Linked DNA regions of Homo sapiens: all the other regions are linked to region 2. A link is a contact called in ENCODE Hi-C data. All regions are on one chromosome and are shown on one strand. The core of a region is the stretch at or near the end of the contact, and the rest is flanking DNA. Distances in the headings are between cores, read along the strand shown. Region 1 holds the start of RCC2 (regulator of chromosome condensation 2). Region 2 holds the start of CLCN6 (chloride voltage-gated channel 6). Region 3 holds the start of KLHL21 (kelch like family member 21).

Region 1 (3,925 bases), core at 637-3,136, 5.6 Mb before region 2:
TCTCATTGCATCAGTGTGTCTGAGGCATGAGTCTTTTAAGCTGGCAAAAAGCATTATAAAGGGGCAGGAGAAAAAAGGAAAAGACTTGCAGACTGAAATCTAAAGGTACTGTCAGTGGTGTTCCTAATTGGCCACACAGGGTGTTTAGAGGATAAACACCCAGCCACCCGCCTCGGCTGACAAGCATCAGCATGCCATTTCCTGAAGGGGACTTGATGGCATATTTAGGCGAAATTCTTTTCTGGTTGGTTCTACTTATGCTTTATATCAAAGCGTCAAAGTTTAACCTCTAAAAAATCTTTTTAAATGCAGGTCTATTAAGAATAGGCTTTCAAAGGGTGCTTCTATTCCATCTTGACTTTTCTGAAAATCTCTGAAACGTACCAGTTGATTTCTCATTTCCAAAGTTCTTTTACATAAGCACTCTCAGCTCTCTTGACACACAGACTTTTGACTTTGATCAAATACCTTAGATTTGGGCCTCTTGGTTTCTCTGTCTTCCTTTACAGGACACTTGATGCTTCCCAGTCCTGTTTCTTGCACTAACAATGAATGAATGAATCACAAAAATCCTAGAACTTTATGCGTTTTCAAGAAGTTGCCTGAAGAAGGAACTTCCTTGTGCGGTACGCCTCAGGAAAAAAGAAGCAGGAGAAAAGCTTTGAGAGGAGAGCAAGTGACGGTGAGATCGTAATGGAAGTGGGGTGGAGAGGTGGAGGGTGGAGACCGGTAGGAAGCAAGCAAGGCTTTTTTCACCCGTCCCAGGACACGCGAACGAGATCAAGCCTCACTGCGGTTCACTAGGGTCTATGCAGGCCCTCGCACCCCTGCCTACCTCCTCAGAACCCAGCCTCTTGGCTCTTCTCACCCCAGCCCCACCAGACAGCTTCCCTCCCAGGAGGTGTCTCTCAAGATCTCGAAATGTGGAGCGTCCCGTTCACTCCACCTGGCCTGGAATACTTTTCCTGCCCCCTTTCATCGGGTCTTATTCATCCTTTAAGTTGTTCAGCATAACTTTCCACCTGAATGCCTTCCCTGGCCCTGGACTAGGATAAATCCCCTCGCCATAATGTTCCTACACAGGCATCACTTTGTAAAGCTTACCACTGTTGTAATTACTTGTTTACTGATCTGTCTTTCCGTTAGGCTGTGCGTTCCACTGGGGTGGAAACCTTGTTCACTGGCTCTGCAGCCCCGGGCACTGTGGGTCTTGCATGTACCGGGGGCTCAGTAAATATTTGGCAAAAAATGAAAAAGTTCCCCTCAAAGCCAGCTTCCAGTGCCTCCACGGCCCTCAAATTAATTATGAATTAATTCACTAATACAGCAAACCTTTATGTGATTCTTCCGTGTCACAGCACCTTGTTACATACTGAGGACACATCCACAGGCAAATAAAACTCAGCTTCTCTCTGCACAGGAAAAAATTATTCAAATTGTATTCATCTTTCATTCCAATCACTCAATTAGGGCACGTCCCTTGTTGGCTGCTGCGTGAGCGAAGTAACTATTTTCCAGCGAGTGTCCTCATGTGACCTGTCTAGACGTGCCCAGGAAAAACAATCCAACATCCTCCTAAGCCGCAAAGAAGTCCCTGACGCGCAGGCCGCACTGCGTGGAAGGCCCAAAGCGCGCTCGCGGGCCCGCGAAAGGCGCAGGAGCAGCGGAGCCGAGGCGGGCGGCGAGGCGCGCGGCGCGCGGCGCAGGCTCGGGTGGGCAGGGCAGGGCCAGGCCGGGCGGGGCGGGGGCGCCGGCAACGGGTCCGCCGGCCGGCAGGGGGCGCGCGCGCCCCGCGCCCCGCGCCTCCCGCCCCGCCGCGCGCTCGCTTGCCGCGCGGCCGCACATGTGTTTCTGTTTTGTGTTGTAGCATTTGTTCTGGAAGCTCGTATTTACATTTTAAGTGTATCTGGTGAGTGGGCTGGAGCCCTCGTCTGGGCCGGAAAAAAAAAAGCCCTCCGATCCGTCTTTTAGTTGCTTCTCTTCCTTTTTTCTCTCCGGTTTCTCATCACTCCAACCAGGTAGGGTCTGAAAATCGACAGTGATCAGTTTGTGGGGTCTGGGAAAGTTTTTTTTTTTTTCCTTTTTTTAAAGAGAAAAGGTTAAAAAAAAACCTGGGGGAGGGGGGCTGGGTGATTGAAGGAATAAAAAGAGGAAGGAAGGCGGATCCACGTGGTTTAATCGGAGACAGACAGAGATCCCATTGTTCAAAATCAATTAAAAAAAAAAAAAAAAGCAGACAGGGGAGAGCGCAGGGACGCCGGGGAGCTGGCGGCGGCCCTGGACACTTTGCAGTCGAATCGGAGACCGGCCGGGCCGCACGGCCGGCAAGGGGGCTGGGAGAGAGTTGGGCACCATTAAAGTTTTTATTTTTCGTGTCTGTGCGAGCAGGTGTTTGGGGCTGGGGTCCAGCTTTCTTCGGGCTCTTCCCCCGTCGCCGGGGGCAGTCCGCCGTAGGGATTCGGCTAACTAGAGCCCGAGGTCGGCACCCCTGAGCTGGGGCCGAACGGGGGTCCAGGGCTGATGCGGGGTGGGGGAGAGCGTTGCATTAAATGCCATGAGTGGGTTTGGGGGGAGACTGCGGAGACAAAAGCAGCAGGTGGGGTAGCCGGGGAGCAGGGGCTCCCTTACCACCCAGGTGCCAAGGGGGAATCCTGGAAGTGTCCCGAAGCCTTCTTTAATGAAAATCTAGGGGACTGGAGGCTGGTTTTACTTTCCCTTTACTTTTGGGGGGCGAGGTTGCAACTGTGATGCTTTGTGGGCAAACCTAACTTACGGATAGGCCGGGGGTCTCAATTCTCCCTCCAGGGGATTGCCTCTGGGGCTCCCGGCTGCCCTGCGGGATTCCCCGAAGGAGCCGCGCCGGGGCCAGGGAGGGGCGCGATTTCCTCTCCCAACTCGCCCCCTCTCCGCCCACCCTGCGGCCGCCACTTTGGGGAGGGCAGAGGAGGAAGTGGAGGCCGGGTGGCTCGTCTCCGCTCCCCTCCCCCCGCGCAGTTTATAACCCGTCCATTGTGCGCCGCTGCCCCGTGTCTCCCTCCAGCCGCGACCATGCCCAGGAAGAAGGCGGCGGCGGCGGCCTGGGAGGAGCCGAGCTCGGGCAACGGCACTGCCCGCGCCGGGCCCAGGAAACGCGGCGGCCCGGCGGGCAGGAAGCGCGAGCGGCCCGAGCGCTGCAGTAGCAGCAGCGGCGGCGGCAGCAGCGGCGACGAGGACGGCCTGGAGCTCGACGGGGCCCCCGGCGGGGGCAAGCGCGCGGCGCGGCCGGCGACAGCAGGCAAGGCGGGCGGCGCGGCCGTGGTCATCACCGAACCCGAGCACACCAAGGAGCGCGTCGTGAGTGAGGGTCAGGGTAGACGGGTGGGCGCAGGGCCGGGGCCGGCGGGCTCAGCGACGCGGCACGGCGCGCGTTCCAGCCGGGGGCCGCCTCGCGTCACGCTCCCTCCCGGCGGCCGGGCCGGCGCAGGCCGCGGGCTGAATCATTGCCTCCGCCTCCGCGCAACAAAAGGGCTCGGTACGGGGCGCGCGGCCCGCGGCCTACCCGACCCCGGGCACCGCGCGGGCGGTTGGCGGTTGGGGCGCGCGCCCGGGCCCGCGGCGGGGGAGGGGCGGCCGAAGCCCGCACGAGGGGGTCATGGCCCCGCCCCCACAGCTCCCTCTGCGCCCCTCCCCCCCCGCCCCGGGAAAGGGGACCTCGGTAAGTTCGCCCGGCCTGGAAGAGGGGGCGGCCAGCGGGCCCCACACGTCCGTGGCCGCCGCTGCGCCCGGGCGCCGCGGGGAGGGGGCGGCCGGCGCTCTGCGGGGAGCGGCCGTTTGCGCCGGGGCTTTGAGGTTCCCGCCGCCTCGGCTCCGGCGCCCGGGGGGGGCGGGGCCTGACGGCCGCCGCGCATGCTCCGCAGAGCCCTCCCCCGAGGTCGGGGAAGCCCCC
Region 2 (3,714 bases), core at 731-3,230:
AAAGCACAGACAAAAGAAGACTGGGCTTGAGCTAAATCACTGTGGAAGCTGTGTGATGAGGACAAGGGGTTTCAACAGATTATTCTGTTTTTGCATATAGTTGAAATCCTTCATAATAAAAGTTAAACAAAAAAGTGCTACAAATCCTAACGCTGACACTAAATTCTACAGCATGAAGAATTTATGGAAGAGTGAGACTCTGTCAAAAAAAAGAAAAGGTTGTGGAAAATTACCTAATGATACAAAAAGTATAATAAAGGGGGTGAGTGGGACAGGTTAAAATAGATGATTTAGTGGAATCTCATTTTTGTTACTTAAAAAAAGCATGTATCATGTATATAAAAGCATGGGTAAGGATGTAGAAAGATACTTAGTAAGGTGTTAACAGTCATCTTTTAATGAATGGAGTTATAGGCTTTTCTCTACCTTCTTTATTACGTTTAAGAATTTAATGATAAAAAGTCACGCATGTTGTTTCACCCCAGCAGTGTTGGCTTTACTAAAAACACATACTCTAAGAATCCCATACATGAAAGGTGGAACTTAATCAAGAACATGTCAGAGAGAAGCTGCTTGAGCAAGAAAATATCTGAAAAGCAAGCTCTCCTAGAAGAGAAGCAAGGCCTCCTTAACAGTTTATAAGCACACACCTGTTAGGGGCACATACTGCCTGCCAGTGCCTTTCACTCTAAGTCTCTCTGTAAGCTGTAAAAGCAAACAGTTTAATGGCAAATACATACTCTATCCAGGTTAAGGTGCCACAGATTTATAAACGTGTAAAAACACCAGACCTTGTTTTGGGGTTAAGGTGAGAAAAGGGCTTGCTAAACAGTCTCTTTCCTAGAAGGAAGTTCTCTTACCCACTCACTCCCTGGGACAGAAGGTCAAAGAGCATCTCTGGTTGGAATCATAATGCTTCGGCCTGAAGTGACCAGGCCACTCACTACTTTAGTTGCCCAAGCAGTATCAAAGGAGCTCACCTCATAGTCTTTCCTTGGAAGAATCTCATCCTCCTCCTCCTGTGTTTCTCCAAGGATGGTCTAGAAAAACAGATCCGCAGAGGGAGCCTTTTTTAGTGGTTAGGAGTGGAAGGAGGCAGAAGTATTTACTGAAATCAGTGGCTAGCTTCTAAATCATCTGGAGCCATTATCAAATAGGAACCAGCCCTCAAAAAAAACCTTTCAGGGGTGAGGGACCATGTGGGTGAGGATCTACAGCCATCAGCTGAGCTCTTCATTTCCACTGATAGTCTCCAAATAACCACCCTCCTCTTCAGGACACCTCAAAGATGTCCAACGCCAGCTGAAAAGGGGGGTAAAAATGCAGGTTCCATTTGACAGTGTGACGTATCTGAAATCAGAAAGGACTTGTCAACTCTGGGAACACAACTCAAGTTTTCCCAGGATGCTTTGCAGGGGGAAGCTGGACTGTCAGTGACCCAGAAAGGGTGAGGGATAGAGTGAGAAAGGACTGGAGAAGCTAAAACAGCAGCATGATAAGCACAAAGTCCTGTGAGGAAGCTCATTCTGAAAACGCTTGTTTCATTCCAAACTCTTTTCAGATGGAAATAAAAGGAAACATGGGTGGGATTTACTGGAGCTGGCCTGGATTCTCCCTCAGATTCCAGGAGGGGTTATGAGAAAAGACCCCAGACTTAGGCACGTGAAGCAGGGTAGACGCTTCGAGAGCCCTGGCTGCGGTCCCCAGGCCCCACCCGCTGCCACCTGCGGGCCCAGATTGGCCCGGCCCCACCCCCGGCAACGCCTCTCTCAGTCCCTTAGCAACCGCCCCCTCCCCAGGCCGACTCCGCCGGCTTCTTACCAGCTCCTCGGGGGTGCGGGTCTCACGCTCACCGCAGCAGCAGCACCACCTGCAGCAGCAGCACAGAGACCCCCTGCACCCCGCCATCTTCCTCCTTTACTGCCACTCTGGACCCCTCTACCAACCCCCTCCCAGCCAGGATCTGCGCCTCACGTGACTGGCCCCGGGACGGTCACGTGGCCCTCTCGAGCTCTGGGACTGAGACCAGGAGTGGCTGCAGACGGGTGGGGCGAGGACTCGCGTCACATGACGATAAAGGCACGGCCTCCAACGAGACCTGTGGGCACGGCCATGTTGGGGGCGGGGCTTCCGGTCACCCGCGCCGGTGGTTTCCGCCCTGTAGGCCCGCCTCTCCAGCAACCTGACACCTGCGCCGCGCCCCTTCACTGCGTTCCCCGCCCCTGCAGCGGCCACAGTGGTGCGGCCGGCGGCCGAGCGTTCTGAGTCACCCGGGACTGGAGGGTGAGTGACGGCGAGGCCGGGGTCGCCGGGAGGGAGATCCTGGAGCCGGCAAACAACCTCCCGGGGGCAAGGACGTGCTTGTGGGCGGGGAGCGCTGGAGGCCGGCCTGCCTCTCTTCTTGGGGGGGGCTGCCGCCTCCCTTGCGCACCCTTCGCGGGATTAGTGTAACTCCCAATGGCTACCACTTCCAGCGACCGCCAACCCTCAAGCGAAGACTGACTTTGGCTCCCTGCCTGGACGGAGGGGCCCCTGAGCCAGGGGTGACGATCCCGCCCCTCTGACCGGCCCAGGCCCGTGTCCTCGCCCCCATCGGTGACTCAGTGACCTGGTGACTGGATTCTCGGCCACCTGGGCGCCGAGACGGCTTCCGGCTCCTGCCTTTTAAACCTGCCTCCCCGGCGATCACCTGGAGAAGAGCGCTGGGCCCGGGGCACTGCGGTCCCTGGCGCCCACTGCGTCCCGCTGCGCACGGGGGTCCGCCGGGACCTTTCTGGGAGTCGTAGGCTTAGTATCCCAGTGCTTGGCGCAGACTAGTTGTTCAGTAAGTGGCAGAGGCTTATTTTGAGAGAGTGGCAGCACCTGGCCCTTTGGCGCTCAGTGAATGTTGGCTATCACCGTGTGCCAAACTCTGGGGATACCCCAGGCAGGACACCGGTCCTGTCTCAGGGAACTGGGGAAAGAGAAAGGAGACAGGCCTTTTCACCCACAGTTACAACCCAGGGTGCTATGGGAGTCCAGCTGATAACGGATAAATCGTGGGAGTTGGCTTACAAATATGGCACATGCGTGGCATATACTAGGAATGCAATAAGTCTTTGAAAATCAGAGGGTTTACAGGTGGTTCAGCTTCCTCCTACTCTAGGTTCTGTTCCAGCAAGCAATTAACGAGGTGCGCCCTTAAACGCTGGAGGAAAGCCAACTGGCTGCTCTTGCTGTTACTCCTCCCCCCCGCCCCCGTTCCTCACTCCCCACAGCCATCCCCACTGAGAATCTGGAGTTTGAGGTCAGAATGAAAGAGAGCAGCCCTAGAGGGAGAAAGCTTTGGCCCAGGGTTCTTAGTCTGGAATCAACTCCTTGTCTTTGGATGTATCCCCGTGTAGTCTGTGCACCTGTGTGTGTATTTCAGGGGAAGGGAGCAGTGCATTTAATCAGATTGTCAAAAGAGTCTAAGACCCCAAATGGTTAGGTACACAGGGTTAGTGGTGGACAGTCTGAAAGAAATGAACCTCACCTGGGCTTTCCTCTGTTGTGCCATGTCACCACACACCCATTCACTACTGTGTGTTTGCCCATTGCTGTGCAAGTGTTTTGTTTGTTTTTAAGTGTTTGTCTTATTTTCTTAACCAGACTGCCAGATGACCCTATGCCCTCTGTTGGCCTGTCTGTGCCCTGGTGGCTCTGATTACTTGTTTCTGTTTTTTGTTTTTGTTT
Region 3 (4,053 bases), core at 1,479-3,978, 5.2 Mb after region 2:
TAGCGTGATCTCAGCTCATTGTAACCTCCTCCTCCCGGGTTCAAGCTTGAAGTGTTTGAACCTGGAGGCAGAGGTTGCAGTGAGCTCAGATCGTGCCAGTGCACTACAGAGTGAGACTCCGTCTCAAAAAACAAACAACATGTCATCTAGGTGGTTATGTTCATTTTGTTTTTGCTTGCCTGCATTCTCTTTCTGTACTACACGTACATTATCTGTTAATGTTAATTTAAGTTCAAAGTAAAATTAAGAATTCATATCTTGAGAAAAGAAGTATTTCATTGATAACCGGGGCCTACCAGGCATGTGAAACCATGTATATATATAGATAATTCAACAAAGGAATGTGGTGAGAAAAGAAAGGAACCGATTTAGACCTATCAGCTGTGTTAGGAATTTTGAATAACCTACTAACCCAGGCATGCTATTTAGCTCTTTCTTTTTTTCAGGGGTGGGGCAGGCAGAGTGGGAGCAGTGGAACAATGACAGCTCACTGTCATCTGGGCTTATGTGATCTTCCCACTTCAGCCTCCCAAGTAGCTGAGACTAAAGGTGCATGCCACCACGCCTGGCCAATTTGAAAACTTTTTGTTGAGACAAAATATTGGGTCCCACTATGTTGCCCAGGCTGGTCTCAAACTCCTGGCCTCAAGAAATCTTGCCCCAGCCTCAGCCTCCGCGTAGCTGGGATTACAGGCGTGCGCCACAGCACCCAGCTAATTATAATTGTTTTATTTTTAGTAGAGACAGGGTTTCGCCATATTGGCCAGGCTGGTCTCGAACTCGCTACCTCAGGTGATCCACCCACCTCGGCCTCCCAAAGTGCTGGGATTACAGGCGTGAGCCACGGCGCCTGGCCGAAAATGTTAACTTAATAAATTTTTTTAGGCATATGAATACATATAAATCAATTTGGGTCATACAATGAGTAATCTGATTTTTCGCTTTATAGCTCAAACATCTTTCCATTTCAATAAATACATCATTATTCTTCAAGGCTACATAGTAAGACTGAAATATGATGTTTAAAAATCCCTGTTATTGGGAATACAGAAAAACCGTACTCAATCCTCAACTATGGAAACATTATTGATTTAATCACTGGACTTACGCAAGATGGGTAAGCTGACCCAGGGGACGGGAGTTCTTTTCCCTACAAACATTCCACTTCCTGGCTACTCAGCCTTTCTTGTCACAAAGCCTGTGCAAGGAAGCTATTGGCCCTGCTCCTGGGCCCAGGAATGCTGCCGCTGCCTTGAATAGCTGTGTGAACAGTCCTTCTATGGGCAACAGGCGGCCCGCCTGGGTACCTGAATGTTTTCTGATTTGGGCCTGTGCTGCCCATGCTCACCCTGAAATTCAGACCAGATGCATTCTTATGGCAAAATGACGTGAAACTCTTAAGTAGAAGAGAAAGCCTGCGGTTCTCATTTCAGAGGTGGAATAAAAACAAAATGTCTTCTGGAAACGCTACGCGGCCCTAGACCTCGCTGGAACCAGGAAATGATAGCCAGCTCCCATGCGCGTGGCCTGCTCTGGGACCCACGTGGGCGGGCGCCTTCCTCAGGAATGCGTTCTCAAAGGCCCACCGGTGTAGGGGGGCTGGAAAACAGCACAAACCCAAGTGTTCTCTGCAAAGCAGCAGTCCTGGTGGTGAAATAGGGGTCTTTTCTAAAACTGAGCAAAGCCTACCTTCCACTGAGGAAAAAATGGCCTCCAAGGGAGGGCTCTTTTTCCCCTACAAGTGACATTCAAAGTGGTGCTGTGTCTATCGGAACTAAAATAAGGGCGATTCCTTCTTTCACCATTCCCCACCGCAGTACAAGTGACGGCGGGACTGTGCTTAGTGGCGTCATCTAGTTTCAAGGCGGTCTCCTATCTGACTTTGAGCCCTCGCTCTTTATACCCAGTTACCCTCTCGTGGAGTCCGAGCAGCTGCTTCAGGGAGGCCCGGGAGCCCCTAGGGCGGGCAGCCCCGGAGCCTGCAGCTGCGACGCAGACTCGGAAACTACAACTGCGCGTGAAGCCGACTAAAGTTAACGCCTGTGTGATTGAGTCAGAAGCTCCTTCAGGAACACAGGAGTGGGGCCGACTCCTGGAATCCGGCCCCGGGTCGCTTATAAATGCGCCAAGAAAAAAACGTCACCGAAAAACTTTATACGCGTTCTTGCTTTGGTCCAGAATGGTAAAAAGCCTATCCTTTGAGTGTGTCCCGTGATGGGGTTAACTAGCAACCCTTGAAACTAGTGGAACTCAAAAGCAAAACAAAAAGCCATTGTACCCAGCCGCCCCGGGACCTGGGCCGGCGCCCTTGGGAAGTCTGGCGTGAAAGGAGGGGTGGCTTTGGTTTCAGGGCCGAGCTCGCCTCTCCCGGGTTGGGTTCAGCAGCCGGGCCGGGTGGGTCGTGGGCAACCCCGGGAGGCCCCCGGTCCCGGCGCGCGGCGAGGCCGCCCTCGGACCTGGCACTTGTCACTCGCTGTCCCCGGCCCGGGCGTCAGCGGGGAGACGCAGAAGGGCGGAGGGAGGGAGCCGGCCGCGGACAGCGGTGACTCAGCCTGCGGAGCCGGGGGCGGGCGCCGCGCGGGGGACAGGCGAGCCCGCGCTCGCGGGGGGCGGTGGCGCCCGGCACAGAGGGGTTAAGGGGGCGGTGCAGACGTCTCCCCGCCCATCCCGCCCCTCGAGAGCCGCGGCGCCCCGCCCTATTTATAGCAGCGGTGCCTAGCGCGCCGCGTCTCTCCGCAGGCCCCGGCCGCGGCGTCCTCGACAACCTATCGAAGGCGCCATGGAGCGACCGGCGCCCCTGGCCGTGCTTCCCTTCTCGGACCCCGCGCACGCCCTGAGCCTGCTGCGCGGCCTGAGCCAGCTGCGCGCCGAGCGCAAGTTCCTGGACGTGACCCTGGAGGCGGCGGGCGGGCGCGACTTCCCGGCGCACCGTGCGGTGCTGGCCGCCGCCAGCCCCTACTTCCGCGCCATGTTCGCGGGGCAGCTGCGCGAGAGCCGCGCCGAGCGGGTGCGCCTGCACGGAGTGCCTCCCGACATGCTGCAGCTGCTGCTGGACTTCAGCTACACGGGCCGCGTGGCGGTAAGCGGCGACAACGCTGAGCCGCTGCTGCGCGCCGCCGACCTGCTGCAGTTCCCGGCCGTGAAGGAGGCGTGCGGGGCCTTCCTGCAGCAGCAGCTCGACCTGGCCAACTGCCTGGACATGCAGGACTTCGCTGAGGCCTTCAGCTGCTCGGGACTGGCGAGCGCGGCGCAGCGGTTCATTCTGCGCCACGTGGGCGAGCTGGGCGCCGAGCAGCTGGAGCGGCTGCCACTGGCGCGCCTGCTGCGCTACCTGCGGGACGACGGGCTGTGTGTGCCCAAGGAGGAGGCCGCCTACCAGCTGGCGCTGCGCTGGGTCCGCGCTGACCCGCCGCGCCGCGCCGCGCACTGGCCGCAGCTGCTGGAGGCCGTGCGCCTGCCCTTCGTGCGCCGCTTCTACCTGTTGGCGCACGTCGAGGCCGAGCCGCTGGTGGCGCGCTGCCCACCCTGCCTGCGCCTGCTGCGCGAGGCGCGCGACTTCCAGGCGGCGCGCTACGACCGCCACGACCGCGGGCCCTGTCCCCGAATGCGTCCTCGCCCGTCCACCGGTCTCGCCGAGATCCTCGTGCTCGTGGGCGGCTGCGACCAGGACTGTGACGAGCTGGTCACTGTCGACTGCTACAACCCGCAGACGGGTCAGTGGCGCTACCTGGCCGAGTTCCCAGACCACCTGGGCGGAGGCTACAGCATCGTGGCGCTGGGCAATGACATCTACGTGACGGGTGAGTGGGCCAGGGGCTGGGCAGGCTCTCTGGGGTTGAACCTCGCCGGTACGGGAGCCCAGCTATTCGCGGGGGAAGCGCACAGAGCCTGGAATCCTAGGGGCGCACCTGAGTCCAAGCTGGGGCTCTGGTGACTACATGTCTCTGGGCGATACTTTTAACCTTGAAGAAGGGCCCCTTGTGTGAGCCGGGACAAGTAGCTGCTTGTGGGTCTCTGTGCCCCGTGCGGCCGGGGCTGCCAGGCTGAGCCAAC

The links. A loop is a pair of places that touch in the nucleus more often than their neighbours do. Pooled maps may share reads with other maps.
Region 1: a loop to region 2 is called in a map of CD8-positive, alpha-beta T cell, with 8 times the contacts of the local background. The contact joins the promoter of RCC2 here to the promoter of CLCN6 in region 2. A Hi-C loop is called at or near these places in 1 of 168 maps with a recorded cell type or tissue (CD8-positive, alpha-beta T cell), 1 of 37 single-sample maps with no recorded cell type and 9 of 50 pooled maps.
Region 3: a map of sigmoid colon shows a loop between it and region 2 (6-fold over the local background). The contact joins the promoter of KLHL21 here to the promoter of CLCN6 in region 2. A Hi-C loop is called at or near these places in 2 of 168 maps with a recorded cell type or tissue (psoas muscle and sigmoid colon), 1 of 37 single-sample maps with no recorded cell type and 13 of 50 pooled maps.

What each region holds. Positions count from the first base shown.
Region 1 is chr1:17,437,638-17,441,562 of GRCh38, reverse strand. RCC2 (regulator of chromosome condensation 2) reads left to right here and starts at 1,886. Exons shown (of 13, transcript NM_018715.4): 1 at 1,886-2,018; 2 at 3,041-3,333. The coding sequence starts at 3,049. It overlaps LOC124903862 (a long non-coding RNA gene), which reads left to right and starts at 20. Exons shown (of 2, transcript XR_007065508.1): 1 at 20-105; 2 at 510-1,427. RefSeq lists silencers at 1,647-1,786, 3,106-3,205.
Region 2 is chr1:11,804,457-11,808,170 of GRCh38, reverse strand. It overlaps CLCN6 (chloride voltage-gated channel 6), which reads right to left and starts at 1,980. Exons shown (of 23, transcript NM_001286.5): 1 at 1,822-1,980; 2 at 981-1,040. The coding sequence starts at 1,908. It overlaps MTHFR (methylenetetrahydrofolate reductase), which reads left to right and starts at 2,207. Exons shown (of 12, transcript NM_005957.5): 1 at 2,207-2,283. RefSeq lists enhancers at 1,433-1,502, 1,953-2,032, 2,043-2,152, 1,350-2,335, 3,632-3,714 and silencers at 1,683-1,732, 2,403-2,452, 2,473-2,522.
Region 3 is chr1:6,601,544-6,605,596 of GRCh38, reverse strand. It overlaps KLHL21 (kelch like family member 21), which reads left to right and starts at 2,728. Exons shown (of 4, transcript NM_014851.4): 1 at 2,728-3,800. The coding sequence starts at 2,780. It overlaps LOC107984913 (a long non-coding RNA gene), which reads left to right. Exons shown (of 2, transcript XR_001737882.3): 2 at 950-2,150. RefSeq lists silencers at 1,010-1,358, 2,323-2,712, 3,313-3,472, 3,653-3,732 and enhancers at 1,773-1,922, 1,963-2,122, 2,143-2,232, 3,993-4,042.